2 separate regions of the Mus musculus genome follow, and region 2 is linked to region 1. The links are chromatin contacts, found by Hi-C or POLR2A ChIA-PET in ENCODE. All regions are on one chromosome and are shown on one strand. Each heading gives the region's core, a stretch centred on a gene start or an enhancer-like site at or near the end of the contact. The rest is flanking DNA. Distances are from core to core; before and after follow the strand shown. Region 1 holds the start of Ccna2 (cyclin A2). Region 2 has its middle 20 kb from the start of Gm36168.

What was found. Hi-C counts contacts between places; a loop is a spot of excess contacts on that map. ChIA-PET counts read pairs that join two places held with the same protein, here RNA polymerase II (POLR2A).
Region 2: a loop to region 1 is called in a map of v-Abl transformed pro-B cells, with 2.7 times the contacts of the local background. The contact joins the enhancer-like site here to the promoter of Ccna2 in region 1. A Hi-C loop is called at or near these places in 1 of 37 maps with a recorded cell type or tissue (v-Abl transformed pro-B cells). POLR2A ChIA-PET finds 5 or more read pairs at or near these places in 1 of 5 experiments (Patski).

The regions. Positions count from the first base shown.
Region 1 is chr3:36,571,693-36,574,453 of GRCm38, reverse strand. Ccna2 (cyclin A2) reads left to right here and starts at 1,416. Exons shown (of 9, transcript NM_009828.3): 1 at 1,416-1,673; 2 at 2,151-2,761. The coding sequence starts at 2,631. It overlaps Bbs7 (Bardet-Biedl syndrome 7 (human)), which reads left to right. Exons shown (of 19, transcript NM_027810.3): 19 at 832-1,311. The coding sequence ends at 965.
Region 2 is chr3:37,202,497-37,205,493 of GRCm38, reverse strand. No RefSeq gene overlaps it. Among named protein-coding and RNA genes, the nearest start is that of Gm36168, 20 kb to the left of the region's middle. Within about 2 kb of position 1,318, at least 1 of the 3 ENCODE cell types and tissues checked has a DNase peak (open chromatin) inside an H3K27ac peak, as active enhancers do.

The DNA of each region.
Region 1 (2,761 bases), core at 167-2,666:
ATGCACCCAAGACTTTCTCACAGATGAACAGTACTGATATCTGAGTGTTCACTATTCGGCAAGCACAGGGTCTCTTAAAATATCCTTACATGATGGTGTTGCAGATCTACCGTCTCTCATCTGTGATTCCAAAATCTAGGAAGCAGCTTTGAAAACCAAAGTTTACCTTTGTAAATCATTTACCAGCAAATTGTCTTAATCTGATTGACTTCATGATAAAACCTGATTTAAACTGACACGAAGCTTTTTCTATTTTTTTTTTAAATCCCACTGAGTGCAAGTATTCACCTGTTTATTGTAAAAGCATTGCCATTTTGTTAGCAGATATCAGCACTCAGTCTCATTGGACCAATATAAAAAGTATCAATGGTATATTCTTTTTCTCTTCCTAAAATATACTTTTTTTCAAGGGTCTTGTATAAATAATAGACAACTTGAGTTGTCTCTGTGTTACATCTTGAAAACTCAAAGGTGCAGTAATTTCCCAGACCTCTGCACCCAGTAAGCCCATGGGTGAAGTGCTTCAGTTCAGACGTTCTTCCTGATGCAGCAGCAGTCAGTCGCTGGGATGCAGGGTGCACCGACACAGATTCAGAATCGCGACCAGTGGCTTGTCTAGGTCAGCAGTTGCAACCCATTGTTAGAAGGTTATCAAATATTTATGTCTTGAAAGTTGCTTCAAACCTTCTCCACATACACATCTGTTTTTAAAAACACCAACCTCTTCCAGGCTTGTATGTGTTGAATAATGGAGTCTCAGGTGGTGAGAGAATGCCACATGCATTGTTAAAAGAACTAATCAATAACAAGAAATAATATTTTTCTTCGTAGGTATGATTACTGATCTTTTTATAGATAAATTTAAGTTCAAAGGCACTAATGTAAAAACCAAAGTACCCATGCTCCTGGAGATTCTCGACAGCTACGACCAGAACACACTGATTTCTTTCTTCGATGCAGCATGAAAGATAAACAAGGTAGGCCAACAGGACAGCCGAAGAAGCAAGCAGAGCCTGATCAGACCCGAGGCACCTCAGATGGACGTCCCACATGTAATCAGAAGAGTGACGGCCTCTAAGCATCCCCCTACGAGTACCCATGAAAGTCCTTTTTATTGTGTACTTGAGGGGAAAAGAAGATCTTTTAGTCATTCATTTCAGGGGAATATTGCATTGAAAGTTTTAGAATACTATTAAATAAGAGCAAATAAGCTGTCTTTTGTTTTCAAAGGGTAGTTATGAAAACAATGATTACATTTTATTATATTTTATGTATGATTCTTAACTATTAAATGTGAACATTTAAGGTAATATACTTGTGTCTTTATATATTTATTTAGGTTTTGTATATATTTCTCTGTGTGTGTGTGTTTGGGTTGGTTTTTTTTTTTTTTTTTGTGGTTTTTGTTTTGTTTTGTTTTTCGAGACAGGGTTTCTCAAGACAGGATTTCTTTGTGTAGCTGACCTGGAACTAACTCTGCAGTCCAGGCTGGCCTTGCACTCAAGAGATCCACCTGCCTCTGCCTCCTGAGATGCCCGGAAAAGGCTTGGCCATCGCCTCCTGGCTGCCCGGTTTTCTTATGAACACTTTTTTTCTACTTTTGAGACATCATCTCACTACATAGCTGACTTGGACTAACTTGAATTCAGAGATCTGAAACTCTGGGATTAAAGGTATGTACCACAATGCACTTCATTTCTAAATGTAATATCTATTTGGGTCAGTGGAACTTCATGGTCTGATGTCACAACCAAGGATTAGCAAAATTAATGGACAGCTGAATTTCTTGTAGTACACCACTTGTTATCAACAATAGCTCATGTTGGCATTTTAAATTAACCCATCTTTAATTGGGGGTGGGGGTGGGGTAGTTTACTGGAATGCGGGGCATAGAGACACGCCTTTAATCCCAGATCAGTGAGCTCTGATAACGGATATCAGTGAGTCACAGGACAATTGGGACAGCATTATGAGACCCTGCCTCAAAATCAAACAACAAACAAATGATATACAGGAGAGGTGAAACAATAGTAAACAGTAAAAGTTCCAGCGTTTCCCTATGTTGTATGGCAGCATCACAGAGAAAGAGAAAGGAGTAGTGTACCCAGGACGGGGCAGTTTGTCATTCAGATCCATACGCTCCTGCCTAGGCGCCACCCAGCGACCAGGAGAAGGCGCTTCACCCCTTAGCTGAGGCGAAGGCCGACACCTCGAGGCCCCGAGGGCTTGTCTGGACCGCCCAGCGGCTCCGGCAGGATCCTATGAGGCTACAGATCCACTGAGCAGCAGAGATCGGCCGAAAGCGGCCGCCCGCCCCGCCCTCCTCTGCGCAGGCGCGTCCTCAGGCTCCCGCCCTGTAAGATTCCCGTCGGGCCTTCGCTCGCGGCGACCGGCGCTTCTGGTGACGTCACGGACTCCGGACGCCCTCATTGGTTTATTTCAATAGTCGCGGGCTACTTGAACTACAAGACCAGCAGCCGGCGGGCGGCGCGCAGCTCGCGGCTCCTGGGCTCTACGCTCCTCCCGCCTGCAGCCTCTGCTCCGCGGGTCGGCCGCCAGGGTCCCGCGCTGCTCCGGAGCGGCGGGCGCTGTGCACGCTCTGCCGCCGACAGAACCGGACCGGAGCCGCGATGCCGGGCACCTCGAGGCATTCGGGTCGCGATGCGGGCTCAGCCCTGCTCTCGCTGCATCAGGAAGACCAAGAGAATGTCAACCCCGAAAAACTGGCGCCAGCCCAGCAGCCGCGGGCGCAGGCGGTGCT
Region 2 (2,997 bases), core at 69-2,568, 630 kb before region 1:
CCCCAATTATAGCCTGACTTCCTCCCTCTCAGGAAGCATTTCATAAGCATCGAGGCATTCTGTCTGATAAAGTCGTTCTTTGCCCACATGAAAGGACTCTGCTCTCTGTGGAGAAATCTCAAGCCTGCTGAAGAGCAGTTGTCTGGGGCGACGACCACAGCTTGTGTGTTTGGTTGGGCTACGGGTCCAAGAGCTGCCTTTCTTCCTAACTCTGTCACTTCATAAATCACAACAGGACTCTTGGGTTTCCAGAGCAAAATGTGGGGTAGAGAGCCCTGGGGTTCTGCTGGGGACCCCAGAAACCACAGGCTGCTTACAGAGCAAAGCCCCAGTGTATCTGAGCACCCAGCGCTCCTTGGACCTCATCTCAGAACAGGAAAGTGTTGACTGAAAATGTGTCTGGGGAAGGGTCGATCCTGCTCACTGACACAATCTGGTCCGTACCAGGTATCTATCACCGCCTTCAAACAAGGATATATTTGTAGTATCTGATTTATTTTCAGGGTTGTAGTTTTAGTAAAATTTTATTAAGAAGTAATACGGCATCCAAAAGCTAGTTTGCACTCAATAGTTACCTTCCTAGTTCTGATGTCTTTCTAGATTTTGAAGAATATTAATGCATTTGCACAAAACATTATTTTTCACTCCTGAAACTGGATCACTGACACGTTGCAGTATTTGTGCCCTCCAGGAGAGGTCTCCCCTGACAGTGACAGGCACTTGCTCCCAGGGAGAACCCAGTACACATGAGATGCTTTCCAACTTTGTATTTATGAGTCCAGTTACTTCGATAAACTGTGCTTGGAATACTATGCCCAAATCAGACGTTCTCCTCTTGCTCTCAGTGACGCGAATAACACAATCCCCTGTGTTTGTAGATTTCTCTTAGCAGAGGAGGAAACTTGAAAGAAGTGTCCCAAAGTCCCCTCCCAGCTTCTACTCCTTCAGAAATATTTCTGGTCTTCTTTTGTTCTTTCAAATGTCCCTTTGGACGAGATGTTCACTGAAGCGTTATGTGCCTCACTGGAGACTGATGTACATCGCTAACAACGACAGAACCTCCTTTGGGAGCGTCCAGGACGACTGGGCAAGGTAAACCGTTCCAGGAAGGCGCTCCTTTCCTGCGGGCTCCTGAGGTCTGTGCCATGTATCTTTGGTTACGCTGCTCAGATCTGATGAGGAGAGAAAGGGTCAGGGTGGGGCAGCAGCAGCTGCCGCCTCTCACAGGGCCACAAAGCAAAGAACAGGAAGCTCTGGCAGGGCAGGGTTCCCCACAAGCTCCTTGAAGGCTGGCAGCTCCTCTTTGGAGCCCGACTTCCCTTCATCGCTGTCTCCTTTACTTCCTCTTTCTACCAAAACACTAACGACATTTTACCACAAGGGGGCAGTGCAGGGGAAGAAACCAATCATCTGACTTGGTGCGTCCTTAGGGAAATTATTCTGTCAGGAGCTTGATCTTTTCTGTCCTCCTTCCTCCCTCCTTACAGATAATTCTATATTCAAGCCAGAGTTTCCATGAAGAAGTCGTCAGTCCCACAGCTTACCTAACAGGGTCCTGCGACATGCGTTCTGAAATAGGCTTGCATTTGATTAAGATTGATTGATTTGATTTGCCTCTTTTGGATACAAGACATAAAGCAATTATGATTATGAGGTATTTTTTAGAATTATCTGTTTCAGGCACTATTGTAAGGATATGCAGAGTAAGGAGGCCTCTGAATGTAAAATCCATTCTCTGTATACATATATATCATTTGACCAAGTCCCCCAGTTAGTGGGAGTTAGACCCCCTAAGTTGGCACAGCTGGGTGTTTCCTGAGGACTTTAGCTATAGGATATGGAGGTGACATTATGATCTCTAAGTGGCTGGCTTATGACAGGGGCTAGACTTTCGCACTGGTTGTAAATGTCTTATTGTTCCAATTGTGCTGGCAAAGAGAATACGTTATGACCACAGCTCAGCCATAAAAGCAAACTGTCACTATTACTTAGACCTTAAGGAGCACTACGGGGGCTCCCTGGGAATTTATAGAAAATGGATAAAATCAGGTTTGCAAGGCTATTTTTAGATAAGAAGGCGCCAGGAGCAACTAAGGATCTGGCCTTTGTTCTACCGAAAGAAGCCTGGATAGACTGACCAAGGACCTCACCAGGGAGGAATCCCCAGAAAAGCAACAGGAAATATTTGAAAGACACAGCAGGGTTGCTTGGATGCCCTAGTAGAGCAGGGTTTCCCTAGTATCTAATCCGCCATCAAAGATTCACTAAAACTGAAAGGAAAGGAAGTGCTTAGAATAGCAGAGGAGTCAGGGAAGGCCAGGTCTGCACAGTTTGCAGAAGGGAGGGAGCGTGCTTCAGCAGGCACTGAGGTTAGTCCTACGCTTATGTGCAGGACCATCCATAAGAGTACATCTCAGCCTGAGGAAAGGACAACACTGAGTACAGAGCTCAATCATCGCCCCCCCCTAGCATTCTGTGAGGAAGTGGATTTTGAGTGTAGCTGGTGTGATTGACAGCCACCGGGCCGTGTCTGGGTCTGGATCCTTTACTATATCACCGGCTCTGGGGATAGGGTGTGCACCCAGAACAAAGTAAAGAAAAGCAGGATTTAGCTCTGCCTCTGAGTGTTGAGTATAATTTGTATTTTTCCTCCCTGCTCATATGGCTCTTGCTCTGGGGCTGTGTCCTGGGTCCCTTCAGCCCAGCTCTACTGTGAGTTCCCAAGGGAGCCTGATATCAGTAGAATGAAGCCATTAGGCAGATAGATTGAGTTTTGCCACCAAAAACTTGGGAATAAGGAGATCCATATATAGTTTAATGGCAGGTTAGTTAGCATTGTATCTAAACTCCATCCCCACAGTTACCTGGCAACAGCCAGTTAGGCCTGACCTACTATAGAAGGGGCTGCTTGCCCCCCTCCTCCCTCTCTTACTCTTGCTTACTGCTTGCTTCTCTCTTGCCATCTTGGGCTCTTCCCTTCCCCCTCTCTCCACATGC